3 separate regions of the Mus musculus genome follow, and all the other regions are linked to region 1. The links are chromatin loops, found by intact Hi-C in ENCODE. Cell type or tissue: heart. All regions are shown on one strand.

Region 1 (5,000 bases):
TTGGGTTGAATTAGAAAAATGCCTATTTTTCTTGTATCGATGTAGAAACTCTATTTTCTCCCAAAGACACTATTTTTGCAGCTATTTGAAGTTTGTATATTTTCCGTATTGCAGAGCTTACACAAAATTGAAGAATGTTAATGTTCAAGGTTTCATATCTTGTGTTTAGAGGTTATTGTGGTTTTTGTTTGTTTATTTTTTGCAGATCTTGATTTTAATAGACCAAATAAATATGTATTCCAGCAGTTTGGGTTTTCTGAATACCTGGGATGGGAGGAGTGAAGTAGAGTGGAAGGTATTGTATCCATCACTGTATCCTGTCTTCAAGAGAAGGAACTTCCATTTAACATACAATGGTCTAGTTGCTGTATGGATGGGCCTTGCTAGAGACTTTTCACAAAGACACATTAACATGACATCTTGTGTAGAATGGAGAATGTGATGTGTCCTGCAAGTGGACATGGAAGTCACTAGGGAAGCGGCCCATTCTAATAAGAGTCCCCCAAAAGCTCCTGAGCGTCAGTGGACTTGAGAGAGAATGTGAATACAACTGAAGGGAGACAGTCTGGCATTTCAGGGACTCCTTGTACTTGCAGGGAAAATGAGACTAGGAAATGGCTTGTAGCTGGAGCAGCATTAAGGCAGTAGCTACCATGCCTATCTGTGTGCCAGTGAGTACCCAAGGCAAGAGTGTGCAGCCTTGGACACAGAAACCATCCTTGTCCTTTCATAGCCTCTCAGATGTAAGAGCTCTTAGATGTTTGAGCAAAGTGGGAATCACCATCCCAACATTCTGTTAGTGCGTGGAACTTATGAAGCATTTCAGCAAAAGGCATTTCCATTCTACTGGGGGGAATACAGTGGTGCAATCATATCTGTCTCAGAAGACTTCAGGAACGCCCACCCCCCATCCCCCGAGCGCAGGTCAGGCTATCCCAAGTACTATCACCAGCAAACCAAATGAGAAGATGTAAGAGAATGTCATTGAAAATATGACAACCGGGCTGGTGAGATGGCTCAGTGGGTAAGAGCACCCAACTGCTCTTCCGAAGGTCCGCAGTTCAAATCCCAGCAACCACATGGTGGCTCACAACCATCCGAGATCTGACTCCCTCTTCTGGAATGTCTGAAGACAGCTACAGTGTACTTACATATAAATAAATAAAATCTTTTAAAAAAAAAAAAAAAAAAAAAAAAGAAAATATGACAACCGTTGGGGTGAGAGAAGAACCATTCTGTGAGTGAAGGAATATCCAAACAGCTTTTTCTAAAAAGACTGTACCAAGTCAGGGAGTAAGGATTGGCACCCTGACCCACTTCACAGCTGGTGCTTCCTAACCAAAGAACCCCCCTGCTGGTTATCACCATTGATCTCACCTGAGGAGACTCAGCCAGGTGGTGGCGGCGGCAACCGCACACATCTTTAATTCCAGCACTTAGGAGGCAGAGGCAGGTGGAGCTCTTGAGTTCAAGGCCAGCCTGTCTACAGAGAGTTCCAGGACAGCCAGTGAAATCCTGTCTTGGAAAAAAATAAAAAACACATGGGGAAACTCAACCCAGGTCAAGTGAATTGTTTGAGGTCCCAGTTGGAAAATAAAAGGCAGAAGTGGAATCCAGACTCACTGTTTGGTTCCCTGGAAGTGTCTGTCTGCTGATTCACTAGAATAAACCAAAGGCCAAGAAAGTAAACGTATAGTGACTCCCAGAAGGAGACACCAGGAAAGGGACAGACCCTATTTTCTCTTAGTCCTCCTAGCCTTGAAAGATGTCTGGCTTGTCCCCAAAGCCTTAGTGAGTCAGGTCCCCAGTGATGGGTGTGGTGCTGCCTGCCTTTCCTTCCTTTGCCTGAGGACGTGCCAAAGGAGCAAGCCTGCTTAGAGGAAAGCAACCCAAGACCCACAACTGCTTGACAATTGGGACTGTTATTAGGTAGGGGACTTGGTGACCTGGTGTTAAGTCTTGCTTTTGCAATTCTAGCAAAGCAGGTGAAGACCCAACTGTTAAATCAGGGAGAAGTCCATGGATGAGACCAAAAATAGGAAGAGGTGTGGTGTGGTGTGGTGTGGTGTGGTGTGTGTGTGTGTGTGTGTGTGTTGCTTCATTGGAGAGTTGGAAGGTCTTGAAGAAAATTTACTTAAGAAGTTGGAAGGGAGCCAGGCAGTGGTGGCGCACTCCTTTAATCCCAGCACTTGGGAGGCTGAGGCAGGCAGATTTCTGAGTTCGAGGTCAGCCAGGTCTACAGAGTGAGTTCCAGGACAGCCAGGGCTACACAGAGAAACCTGTCTCGAAAAACCAAAAAAAAAAAAAAAAAAAAAAAAACACTCGGAAGGGAGGTAAAGAGAAAAGGATTGTAAATTCAACATTATTCTACATAGCAGATTCGAGGACAGCCTGCGCTACATGTGATTATGTCTTTTGTTGTTTTTTAAAAGGCATTTCAATAAATTGAATTTTTCACCTCGAAGAGGTGAGGAAATACGATTAGAGTTGAGAAAATATGATGACTAATACTCCAAACTTGCACAGCACACTTAACAGTTTATAAAACACTTTGGTAAACCTTAGCTCATTTAATCCTCACACCGTTCAATGAGTGACAGGGTGGTTATTACTAATTACCCCTCGTTTGCAGAGCGAGAAAACTGTAGCTCGGAATTTAAGCAACACGTGATGTGCTGCCTCTAAGTGATAAGAGCCCTGACCTATCACAGAGCCTGCCCGGTGGCTCCCTGCCCAAAGAAGAGGACCTGGACTTCTTAGCCAGGTCTTGAACACAGGGTAGACAGGGTTGGAGTCGCTAACGTTGGGCAGCGGCTAGAGGGCGCTACGGCTCTATGAAGCGTTCTTGGCGTTAGGACCCAGCCGAGGCCTGACAGCCAACTGCAAAAAAAAAAAAAAGCCTTTAATTCTCTTCTGGCCTCACCGCCTCTTTCTCCGCCCATCTGTCTATTTTCGCTCTGCGGAGCCAATTGATAACATCCACATACTTATACGTCATCACTATACGCCGCGTAATCGCCTAGGCCTCCCCACCGAGCTCCAGCTTGTAGATGTCCTCGGCGTTGCCTGATCGGAAAAACCTAAAAGAGGAGACAATAACCTCGATATGGCTGGCTTTCCTGGCCACCAGGAATGGAGCCAAGATCTTAAAGCCTTCCTTCTTTCCTAGAACGCTCCTGCCGGGGCAGGAGGCATTTCCCTCTCGGAAGCTCTGAGCTGGCATATCTGGAGGTAGCTGCTCCGGCCTACGAGCCGGCGGTCGCACGCAGCTCCTATGAGGTCCCTGCCGCCGGCCGGCGATGTCCGCCTGGAGCTTTCGCCTTCGCCGCCGGTACCGCTACCTGCTCTGAACGGATCTTCGGCCGACTCGTCCGTGCGTCTCATGGCCGCTAGTAGATCCCTGGTGCCTGATCGGCTGCGCCTGCCGCTCTGCTTCTTGGGTGTCTTTGTCTGCTATTTCTACTATGGGATCCTGCAGGAGAAGATGTGAGCAGACCCTTGAGGGGGCAGGACTCCTAGCATCCCCCAGCCAGGGCCGGAATTCAGTCTCCACCATCCATTTTACGGTCTAGTCTTCAGGCTTCCTGTGTCTGGTACAGGGTTTTCTCTTCTCCGGCTCGGCCCTCTGACCTTTTTTTGCACCCTGCTATTATACATTGCTAGCTGAGCATCCTTGTAATTCTAAAATTTCAGGGCCGGCCTCTGGAGTTTTAGAACGCGATTTTTTTTTTCCCTTTAGATATTTTTACTTTTGTTGATTCCAAGAGTGCTCCGTGACCTGAGCCAGGTCTTATTTTATTTTATTTTTAGAAAGCCCCGAGGTGTTTGCAGACCGTTAATCTTCTTGCTCTGGGTCTTGCCTTTTTTTTTTTTTTTTCTCCTACGGGGGATACTTTTGTTCAGCTGTCTTGACTTTTTTTTTTTCTCCTACCTGTGTCCTTTACGGATATTTTTTCCTTAGGCTATGGTAGCAGTAGGTTGGCGTCTACTGTTTAGACTTAGTTTTTAGGCTTAAATCAAATCGTCTCCTTTGGGTAAATGAGCTCAGTAATCCTTCCTAACTCTAACTACACCCACAAAAGCATGATACTTCCAAAGCTCTCAGTGGATCTGAACATACTTGATGCCACCGAGTAGCACACACTAATTGCTTTTTTATGTGTTTCGTCTTAGCACAAGAGGGAAGTATGGAGAAGGACCCAAACAGGAGACATTCACCTTTGCCTTAACTTTGGTTTTCATCCAGTGTGTGATCAATGCTATGTTTGCCAAGATCTGTGAGTACCTCATAGTAATTTGTTGGGCTCACTCTCCTTCCTCCCATATTCTGGGCATAGACGTGGATTCATCTTTAAAAATCAAAGTTTTCCCTACCTCCACACCCTTGAGTATTTAAACAGCTTCTCTACAGACTGTAAAACCAATGGCTGTGAAATGAGATTAAAATATTAGGCCTCTAAATTATACCAACTTTTTAGTTGGAGACGACTGGGCCGTCTATATTCCAAATCCCCATTGAAAGCCCTTAGAACATTTTCCCCTTTATCCCTTTGACTTCGCTTTGTGTGTCAGCTTCAAACATGTCTTTGTTCCTGTCAGTAGAGTTAAGCCATCCTTTCTTGAACTCAGTGAATCTCTCCCTCCACTCAGCATGTGGTTGTGTTAGGCTTAAGGGGAACTGGGACGATGAATAATTTTCAGAGATTTCCCAGCTTAAGAGGATAGAAATAGCGGTCTTACTTGACAGGCAAGTTCCTTTCCTATGGCCTCAACTTTTTGCTTAGTGGTCCATCCTTGCCCCACCGGGTTTCTCTTGTATGTTTTGTTTGTTTTTGTTTTATTTTTTGTCTTCTCCCAGTGATCCAGTTTTTTGACACTGCCAGGGTGGATCGCACTCGGACCTGGCTCTATGCTGCCTGTTCTGTCTCCTATGTGGGTGCCATGGTCTCCAGCAACTCAGCCCTGCAGTTTGTCAACTATCCAACTCAGGTGAAACCTCA
Region 2 (5,000 bases), 120 kb before region 1:
AAGGAGAGTCCCCGATCTGTCCCCAGTTCTCAGACTCACTCGAGGCTGTGGCCTATCTTCCTTCAGCCTTGTTGGAAATGGTGGTTCCTGCCAGTCTCAGTTCAGAGATGATCCCTCAGAGACTTAAGGCCAAAGAAGGAGAAGGCTTTGGCCAAAGTTGCAGAGCGGGTGGGGGGAGGGAGACGGGATCTACAGCTGTTGGGGAAGGGTAATGCTAATTGGGCTAAGCTAGAGGATTAAAATGGCTTTTCCAAGGACAATAGCTCCTCCCAGGATGCCCAGCTCTGGGGAGGCTAAATCTGGGAGGCTGGGGGAAGAGAATAGAACAGCCCTTAGCTCTGGTACTTCCGACAACTAAGGGGCAGCCAGATTCTGTCCTTGTTGATATTTCTCAAGATGGAAAAGACCATTTTAGACCCAGCTTCAGCTTCTCCTGTGCTACCCTAGTTAAGGGCAACCTTAGTTTCCATGTATGTAAAACAGACAGGGGATCACATGTTCTCTTGTTGAGACAGTCTTACTCAATATCCCTAGCTGGTTGGAGCTCTATATAGACTAGTCTAACATCTGGTTTGTGCCAATCCTCCCGCCTCCACTGTGTGTGTGTGTGTGTGTGTGTGTGTGTGTTCCTGCCTCAGCCACCTAGGTGCTGGGGTTACAACCACATGCCGCCATGTCCAGCTCCAAAGTCTAATAATAGTTAATATTGAAATTTTGACCGGAGTGTGCTTGAGAGCCTGCCCTTTGATCTAGATGGCTCAGATTCAAGTTCTGACCCCAGTTCTCAGCTACACTACTTCTGGACATATTTCATCTCTACACACCTGTATGTCTTCATCTGTTAGATGGTGACAGTAATAGTATTAGGCACTATTTTCATGAGGTTTGGCTGAGAATTGATGTTACCTAAATTAAAGGTCCTTAGGGCAGTGCCAGGAACACAGTATGTGAAGATTTCCATCATCATTAGTACAATGTGCTATTTGGGGTAAACCGTGAAGAAGAGCCTGGCGCCAGGCTGTTGAGATGGTTATCCACCCCTCCCCCTTTCCTCATCAGCACCACACTCTAACGCTAGCTCTCTGCTTCTCCAGGGAATCCCCGTCCCCAGCATTGAACTTAAGCTTCAGGAGTTGAAGAGAAGCAGGACTCGCCAGTTCTATGGTCTGATGGGGAAGCGGGTGGGAGGTGAGTGACAAAGGCTGTGAGCGTGGCTCAGAGTGGCTTCTGCAATACCCAGGAGAGGGAGGGTGCTCATGGGATAGTGAGGTACACTGTCTATCAGTTGTCAATCAAGCAGGATGCTCTAGGGAGTGCCAATGGTAACAGGTATATAAGGGCTATTCAGTAGATGAGGGGCTGATGGTTTGCACCCTGGTTCCACATCAGAGAGACGGGAGAGTGCTCTGAGGCTGGACAGCGGCACTGAGATGTGAACGAGACAGGCTTTCCAGTCAGTTCTGTGCAGAAGCTGTCCCAGAGACGGAGACGAGTCAACTGGACAAAAGCTGTTTCTCTTAGGTTGCGATTTTTTTTCTTCGACACCATTGTCCTGCGGAGCCACGCTCAGTACGAGCACTTGCTCTGTCCATTTGGAGCACACTGGCTGCATCCATCAGAGGCGGAAATGTATGCACCTTTTCACCAATAGTTTCACATCAGGAAATCTCAAGTTCGTGGGAGGATGTCACGTGAGCCCTGAGATGTTGCACCATGAGGCTCATTGCTGAGTTGATCATAGCAGCAAAACCTAAGACCACTAGTGGGGGAAAGGTCAAAATGTAGAACATAAGTGCAACACAGTGGCACATGACAGTAGTCCTGACACTCGGGAGGTAGACACAAGGTGTTAAGTTCAAGCTCATTGTCAGCTACACAGTGAGTTTGAGGCCTACATGAGATCCTGCCTTTAAAAAAAAAAAGGGATCAGGGAGATGGCTCAACTCAAACATGTGCAGCTGAAGTCAGCAGCCAACACCCACATGAAAAGCTAGGTCGTGCACCTGTAACTCCGGCACTGGGGAACGAAAGGCCGGACGATACTTGGGACTTGGTGGTTAACCAGTCAAACCAAATGGTGAGCTTCAGGCTCAGTGAGAGGCCCTGCCTCAAAGACCAAAGTGGACAGTGATTCAGAAAGGCAATCAGTGTCCACCTCTGGCTGACACACACACACACACACACACACACACACACACACACCCCTACAAATACACTTATACAGGCGTATACACACATATGCTACACCACGCATACATACATACATACACACACATCTACTCACACAGACATACACACATACCATGTGCTAGCCATTGACAACCCTGGACTAAACAGTGACCTCCAGCTGGGGGCACGGGCTGGGGACATGCCTGGCCAGCGCTGCTATAGCACTGGAGAGCTGCTGTGACTTGACCAGAAGACTGGGCTCTCAGGTTGTTCCCCAGAGGGTGGGATGCGCACGCCTAGAGAGTGCCTGCAGGGGTAGGAGTCAGAGCCAGAGCTGTAGAATTACCAGAGCTAAGAAAATGCATCAACCAGGAAGATAAGAGAGCTCAGAGCTTCAGCCCTTGGCCCCCTGAGGATGTAAGAACTGCAAACCCAGGTAGGCTTTATTCTCCTTAAACCCTTCATAAGAAAGAGAATCACAAAGGGAAGGTTGGGTGTGGTAGCCCACACCTCTAATCCCAGCTCTTGGGAGGCTGAGGCAGAGGGATTACCTGTGGCTATCCTGAACTACAAAGCAAGTACCTGTCTCAAAGGAAACAACACAGAAGCTGCCAGTCTCTTCTGACCACTCCTGAGTGCCACGGGAATCAGGCCATGCCCTTTGGCCGTTGCTGATTTCACTGCCCCCTCCCTAGCAGCTGGAGTGAGATTGCCTACCCTAGCAGACAGCTTGCCTCCATGGACTGGGAAGGGTGCTGTCCTTGGCACACTGCATAGTGCAGTCCTGCTGTGTCACGTGACTGTCGTTCCCAGCCTGGAAACTCCCCACAGGAAGATGCAGGCTTGGGTCACTCTGTGTCCTTAATACTTAGCCTAGTTTCTGAACATGGAAATACTGGTGAAAGGATTAGCAAGAGGGCAGCCAATGTGTAAAGACATGGAAGAATGAAGGGCTCTAGGGCATCTCTCATGTCCCGCAATGAAAAGGGCTGCATTTGCAAGCCCCCCTCCCCGCCCCCACTACCCTTTCTTTCACAGTTTCTCTTCACCTCTTCTTTCTCCCCCCCCCCCCCCACCAGGGTATCAGCTGGGACGTATAGTGCAGGATCTCCTTGGCACGAGAGGTTTGTCCATAGAAGGTAGGCATGGGCATCTAAAGGGTGGTAAGGGCATCATGGGAAAACAACGGGATGTCCTACTGCCGTCAGATAGAAGAGGGTCCTATAGTATTCTATCCAGCAGAAGGGGCCATGGGAGGTGAGAGCTGAGGTTCAGGGAGGGGAAGAGGCTCCTGATGACCTTTTGATTATTTATTTGTGTATGTTTATATATGCTGCAATATGTGTGTGGAGGTCAAGGGTTGGTTTTCTTCTTTCCCACGTGCCAGAGACCCAACTCAGGTGGTCAGACATGTTGGCTGGTGCCTTTGCAGGCTGAGCCATCCTGCCAACCCCAATGATCTTAAAGTTGTACCTTTCCTCGCCTATGCCCTCTCGGTTCAGTGGAGACAGAATAAGACGTTGATCCCTGGGTCGGGAATTTAGTCTTAAAGAGAGTCTTAGGCTTCAACAACTATCGTTAAGTAAGCAGCCCCATGGGAGAGGTGATACCCTGAGCGACTAACATCCTCCACCCCAACACACATATGCAAACACACAAGCAGGAGTTATTCCCTTAAGTGGTTCCTAAAGCCAGGCATGAAAAGAAATGATTCAGGCTTGGGAAGGAGCACCGAGCCAGTGAATCAGAGCAAGGGCAGTGGATGCCAATAGTGAGCAGACGCAGGGCACCCTGAGTGCCATGCTGTTTCCCTGTTGTGCTGACTCCTGGCCCCTCCCTGTCTCTCCTGATAAAACACTGGCTATTGGGAAGAAAGACAGGAATGAATTGTTCTCGAGAGACTTTTTCAACGCATCTGAGGTCCTCTGGAACTCACCCCAATTACTAACTTGAGATGAATAATCTACATGCACGGGGTGAACTGGTTGCTTAGAGACATCATTTTCCAGGGGTGGAAAGTAATTTGTCCTAAGCCACACAGTGAGCTAGTGACAGAAGCCGTTTTCCTGGTCAGTGGTAGTTCCATGTCCCCAGGAAGGGGCTTTAGATGACCAGTGCCCTCTTTGAGGAGATGTGACAGGCAGGTGAACCTGTGATTTCACTGCTTTAGGGACCTGCAGACAGGCGGCGAGTCAACAGAGGGCACGACCCGGAGCAGTGACCAGAGAAAGCCTCCAGAGTCGAGAGGAAGATGAGGCTCCCCTAACCACCAGCAACGTGTAGCACTCTGCCACCCATCTCTCCCCAGAACATCACAGCTGAGGAGCCTCAGCCAACAGTCCTGTCTTTTGTCCTCAACTTGGGTATTTCCTGCCAGGCCCTCGTCACACTCTGCATTTTCTCCCAGGACTCACTCTTGGCATCTGGTAGCAACGACACACAAAGCACGGCTGCCTCCTCACAAGCTGGACTGACCCAGCTCTCCCTTGTCCCTACAGCAAAGCTTCACACTCTGTATCCCAGGCCTAGCACACAGTAGGGCTCAATCAACGACGAGTTAGCAGTAATAGGTAGCTTCCTCAGCCATGCAGGGTAGAGGGTGGGATGTCAGAAAAGCAGAGACCAACATTACACAGCCCAGGTCTAATGTCTAATCCTTGGGTGGGAAGAGAGCTTGGGGCCTGGCTAAAACGGCAATAGAAACAAGAAAAAGACCCTGGTGGAGAAGACGCTGCATGTATTGTATTTGGGGGCGGGGTCAGGAGCCTTCTTCCCTTTAGATTCCTGATGTTGCTACCAACAGACATCTCCCTCTGTGCTGAGGCTATGGC
Region 3 (5,000 bases), 130 kb before region 1:
GGCATGCCAGGCTATCCATCTTCAAACCTCCCTCGTAAGTCTCCTGTCTACCCTTAGGACGGTGGGACTACAGACTCATGCTATCCCACGTGGCTTTTATGTGGGTTCTTGGGTTTTTGCTCAGGTCCTCACACTGAGCCATCTCCCCAGACATTTTGAGGGTTCTTGGTGTTCTCTAACAGCTCCAGCACCACCCTTGCTCCTTGAGCCCAGTGCCTCCTCCTGGGCAGTCCAGGCATCTCAGCGCCACACTGTCCAGAAGCGCACCCAGGCATCCTTACTCCTTGAGCCATATTTCCCCATCATCATCCCAGTGCCTCCCACTTCCTGTCCTCCAGACCTCAGACCCAGGACACCCTTGGCTGTCACTGAGCTCAGCCCACGTTTCTCTAGATCAGGACTGGCCTCACCCAGCCCCACCCCAGGTCATCCTGGGACTATTCCAGCGACTTATCCTGACCTCACCCCATACACATGAACATTCTCAGGACGAAACTCCACTACCCCTGCTGAAGAGCCATGGCCCAGGCAAGCCCCAGATCCTTGTTCGTGAACTTTTTTTTTTTTTTTTAAATGATGCTCAGCTGGGCAGAATAGAGCATACTCATAGTTGTAGCACTAGTGCGACAGAAACAGAAGGATTCAAAATTCAAGGCCAGCCTGGCCAGGCAGTGGTGGTGCACGCCTTTAATCCCAGCACTCAGGAGGCAGAGGCCAGCAGATTTCTGAGGCCAGCCTGGTCTACATGGTGAGTTCCAGGAAGGGCCAACCTGGGCTACAGAGTGAGACTGTCTCAAAGACTGCTCCTCCAAGGGACGATGATTGGATTCCAAGCACTCGATGGTGATTCACAGCCTCTTTAACTCCAGTCCCAGGATATCTGATGTCTGCTCTGGCCACCATGTGCACCAGACATACAAGTGTTGCATAAAGATGTAGACAAAAACACCCATACACGTAAAATAAAATATATTTTTAAAAAGTTTTAAAAGATAAAGATTGAGACGGGCGTGGTGGCGCACACCTTTAATCCCAGCACTCGGGAGGCAGAGGCAGGTGGATTTCTGAGTTCGAGGCCAGCCTGGTCTACAAAAGTGAGTTCCAGGACAGCCAGGGCTATACAGAGAAACCCTGTCTCGAAAACAACAACAACAACAAAAAGATAAAGATTGACATTACGTAGTCCTTGAAGGCTGAGTGGAGACGGGGTATGAAATAACCCTTGGCTGTCTGTATCTTCAGGGTCAGAACGGAGGAACAGGGATCAGGCCCACGTGAAATGGCAGAGCCTAGGTCCCAGCTCCAGTCCTGCTAGGCCCAGGGAACTCAGGACATCTTGATGTCTAGAGTCACCTCTGCTTCGATCCTAAGTGCTTGGACATCAGAAATGGAGTTTTCTCCCAACCCCAAGCTGTCCTCATCTGCCCCAAGCTACCCACACTGGCCTCATGTTCACCACAGACAATAGAAGGATTGGGCAGATCTAGGACTGGGACCAGGGGCATCTCCTCATCTCCAGTTGCCCTCTCTAGTTTGGGTGGCTTAGATGTCCAAGGTCATGGTCAGGGATAGCAGGACAAAGTATGTCCTCTAAGGCTAGCCCAGGTGCCCCTTGAGACCGGCCATCCTGATTCCCCCCTCCTAGGCACTGTTTCCATGCTAGAGCCTTTTGAGAGCAGCAAGCTGTTTTGCAGACGGCGGGAACTGGAGGGAGGCTCTATTCCGCAGACCAGGGGCAACGCATTATCAACATTTTCAATTAGCAGTTCACTCCACCGCAGCACTCAGACCAGGCTCCAGGAAGAGAAGACTGGTTTTAAACAGAGCTTCTCTCCCCTCACTAATGGGGTCAGACCCGAGGGTTTACTGTTTGCAGGCGCTGGGAGAAGTGAGCACTTCAGAAAGGCTCCTCTGTTCCCCTGGAGGCAAGGGGCAGTTCTAGAACCCAGAACTCCTAACATCCCATCTTCACCACCCTTCCTGTGCCCACCCTTTAAGATCCAGGATGCTGAATTTTGTCTAAGGAAGACACTCCATACAGGGAGACCCAGTCTGATGGCAGGCACCTAGCTGCCATATTTTAAGAAGCAACTGAATGGTGAAACATCAGGGAATGCCCCATGACTTTCCTTAATCTGGGCTTTCCCAGGGAATGTAGATGGATGTTGTCGTTTAATTATATTATTAACAGCAATAATTGCTGCCATTTATTATATGCTGACAGCGAGCTAAACAAACGCTGCACAAAAATTCTCGTGTTATCTTCTTACTCCCTACAAGTGTGCTCTCTCTCGAGCGTGCTCTCTCTCTCTCTCTCCCCCCCTCTCTGTCTCTGTCTCTGTCTCTCCTACAGCAAGGGAAGTTTAGTGATGGGGCCATAATTTGAACCTCCACACTCTGCAGACACAGTGGAGACAAAACACCCATACACGTAAAATAAAAGGTTAATAGAACAAAACAAAACAAACGAACGCCAAAACCCAAACAACAGTAACAATAACACCAAATCCTGATTTGCTAGCAGTAGATATGGCAACACTTTCAGGAAATTTAATCTGGACCCTGCCAGAGATATGGGAAACCAGGGCTAGAGGCCAACAGCCTAACAGGCTAAAGATGCCAAGAACATGAGAGATTTGGGTTCAGTAGTGGAAATGTGGGTAAATATCTGTCCACCCCAACTCTGACTGTAAGGACCAGTGAGGATAGAGATGGAGCCTTTTGCCCAGTGTGCCTGCTCTTCTGTAGATGCCCTGCTATGTCAAAGTAGACGTTCAATAAATTCATGGCCAATGAGGGGGAACAGTAAGGTGAGAGAAAGAGGGGGGAAGGGGAGAGGGAGGATGGGGGAAGGAAAGGGGAGAGAATGAATGAATATATATGTCCAAGCTATTGCAATGGAGGGGTCCAAGCACGGGGTTTTTATTTGTTGCTCCAGGTCTGGGCTCTCGGGTGACCTGAGCCACTTTACTCCCCCGCCACTGGAAGGAACCTACTGTTCTTCTATGCAAAGAACAGAACATCATCAGAACCCTGCACCCCGGTCCCAACTCGCGGGCACGCGGCGCTCTGGGAGGGGCGATGAGTCGGTCAAAAGCTTCCACGTGGGGGCGCTGGTAGGACGGAAGCAGGGTCCAGCGGCGTCCCTAGATCAGTCCTTAACATCTGGCCTTCTTCCGCAAGTGTCTCCACGGGGCAGCCAAGACCTCTCACCCGAGCCCCTCCCAGCCCCGTCATCGCTTCCCCCCTCCTCCCCCCATTCCGTTTCCTTGATCTAGGAGGTGAACGAAACAAGAGCCGAATGCAGACCCAGGTTCGAATCCCGACTCTGCCACCCGTGGCGCCTGGCCTCCGGGAGCCGGCCTCTAAAGGGCCCACGACCCCCTCCTCTGGCCGAGTGGGTGCGCGGAAGCGTCGGCTTCCTGCCCGCAGCTCGCCCGCGGCATCTAGTGTTTCCCTTTTCTCCCTCGGCTTTTTCTTTTTTCATCCCTGTCCGCTTGCATCTTTTTCTTCTCGGCTCCGCAATCCTGGCCAAACCGCAGCCTTTAGCAATCCTTCGCGCCCACCCGGCGCCCAGGGAGCCTCTCCGCTGCCGCGACCCGCCCCGCGGCCAGAGCGCCGCCCGGGACCCGGGCCGCCCACGTGCAGTTGTTCCGGAGCTCAATCTGCCCTCCTGAGTCGGTGAGGGTTGCTGCCGGCCTCAGCCGATAGAGGGCGCTGCCCCGGTTCGGCCAGTCGGGGGCACTGCTCGGCTCGACCGCTGGAGGGCGCTGCTCGCCCGATCGTGCCCGACTGCGCTAGTACCGAAGTCCCATCCTGCCGGGGCCCCGCCTACCCCCGGGTCCGACCTCAACCGGAATCTGCCACCCACCCTGCGTTTCCCTTACCCTACGAGGACAGAGCGGTCTGTCCTCCGGTGGCCTTGTCATCCATCTGGCTTCGGCGTCCCAGTCCACCCGCCTCAACATTGCAGCGAAGGGGACTCGCCGGCTAGGGCCTCGCCCGCCCGGGTGGCCGAGGGCACCGGGCGGGGCTGCGATCCCGGTCGTCCGGCCTTCCAGCCTCAGCCTGACCGCAAACCGAGGGCGATGCTGCAAATAGCCGCGGTTTCCAGCTGGTGCCCCGCCTCCCTCTTGGTCTTCCGGACCTTTGGGGTTTTCTCTCTCTTCTTCCCTCCACCCTCTCATCTGCCCAGTGCCTCCCCGCTGTGTCCACACAGTGCGCCCACCACATCCTGACCCATGCACTGTGGTTCCTTCACCGGCGAGGTGGAGAACCTCGAGACCAATGCCGAGGCTCGGGCGTCTGCTGTGCCTGTGAACGATTTACGCAGTCATTCATGAACTGCTTGCACCGTAGCAAGTTTGCAGACAGGGAAACTGAGGCTCAGAAACTCCTCACAGGGGCTGGAGAGATGGCTCAGCAGTTAGGAACACCATCTGCTCTTCCAGAGGTCCTGAGTTCAATTCCCAGGAACCACACGGTGGCTCACAACCATCTGTAATGGGATTCGATGCCCTCTTCTGGTGTGTCTGAAGACAGAGTACCCACATACTTGAGAGAGAGGAGAGAGAGAGAGAGGAAGTCTGGGGGCTTCTCTGGGTTCCTCTCCTTTTCTCAAACTTCCTCAAACACATCTCTTTAAAGTCAGGTGCCATCAAGAAAAATATACACCAGGGTGGGTGTAATTCAAGAGAGTCAGGGCAGAGTGTGGAGGTCCAAATTATGGCCCCATCACTAAACTTCCCTCCTGTAGCGGAGAGAGGAGAGAGGAGGAGAGACTCCTCACAGACTAAAGTTAATCTATCTGTGCCTATGGTGGGAAGGCTACCTCCTATTCCAGAGCCCATGCTGGGATCCTCAGGCTAGCCTATAGCGAGTCTGACCTGCCTGTTTGCACATCTGTAAAAGATGTTCAGCCTGGCCTGAACCAGGGAATCTGCATTTTAGCATGTCCTAGTATTCTGAAACAACCCCTATTGCAGCGCACCACAGGTTTC

Evidence for each region. Peaks named below come from ENCODE experiments on the same cell type or tissue, not always from the same donor. Only the 100,000 strongest peaks of a DNase experiment are listed, where the experiment ranks them.
Region 2: it touches region 1 in a loop (3.0-fold over the local background); 9 of 42 quality-filtered maps call a loop at or near these places.
Region 3: a loop joins it to region 1, with 7 times the contacts of the local background. A loop is called at or near these places in 9 of 42 quality-filtered maps.

Annotation. Positions count from the first base shown.
Region 1 is chr11:95,381,628-95,386,627 of GRCm38, forward strand. Fam117a (family with sequence similarity 117, member A) reads left to right here. Exons shown (of 8, transcript NM_172543.4): 8 at 1-245. Slc35b1 (solute carrier family 35, member B1) reads left to right here and starts at 3,229. Exons shown (of 9, transcript NM_016752.3): 1 at 3,229-3,486; 2 at 4,174-4,277; 3 at 4,859-4,989. The coding sequence starts at 3,383. In heart, a CTCF peak has its summit at 2,803; DNase peaks (open chromatin) are centred at 1,834 and 2,974; H3K4me3 peaks cover 1,863 bases; H3K27ac peaks cover 1,606 bases.
Region 2 is chr11:95,264,121-95,269,120 of GRCm38, forward strand. Tac4 (tachykinin 4) reads left to right here. Exons shown (of 4, transcript NM_053093.2): 2 at 1,095-1,188; 3 at 3,249-3,308; 4 at 4,340-5,000. The coding sequence ends at 4,452. Among named protein-coding and RNA genes, the nearest start is that of Tac4, 5.1 kb to the left of the region's middle. In heart, no CTCF peak of the experiment used is centred here; a DNase peak (open chromatin) is centred at 2,971; H3K27ac peaks cover 12 bases.
Region 3 is chr11:95,255,552-95,260,551 of GRCm38, forward strand. It overlaps Gm11515 (a long non-coding RNA gene), which reads right to left and starts at 4,412. Exons shown (of 3, transcript XR_388972.1): 1 at 3,888-4,412. In heart, a CTCF peak has its summit at 3,085 (motif pointing right); DNase peaks (open chromatin) are centred at 379, 3,140 and 3,840; H3K4me3 peaks cover 1,705 bases; H3K27ac peaks cover 1,639 bases; H3K27me3 peaks cover 771 bases.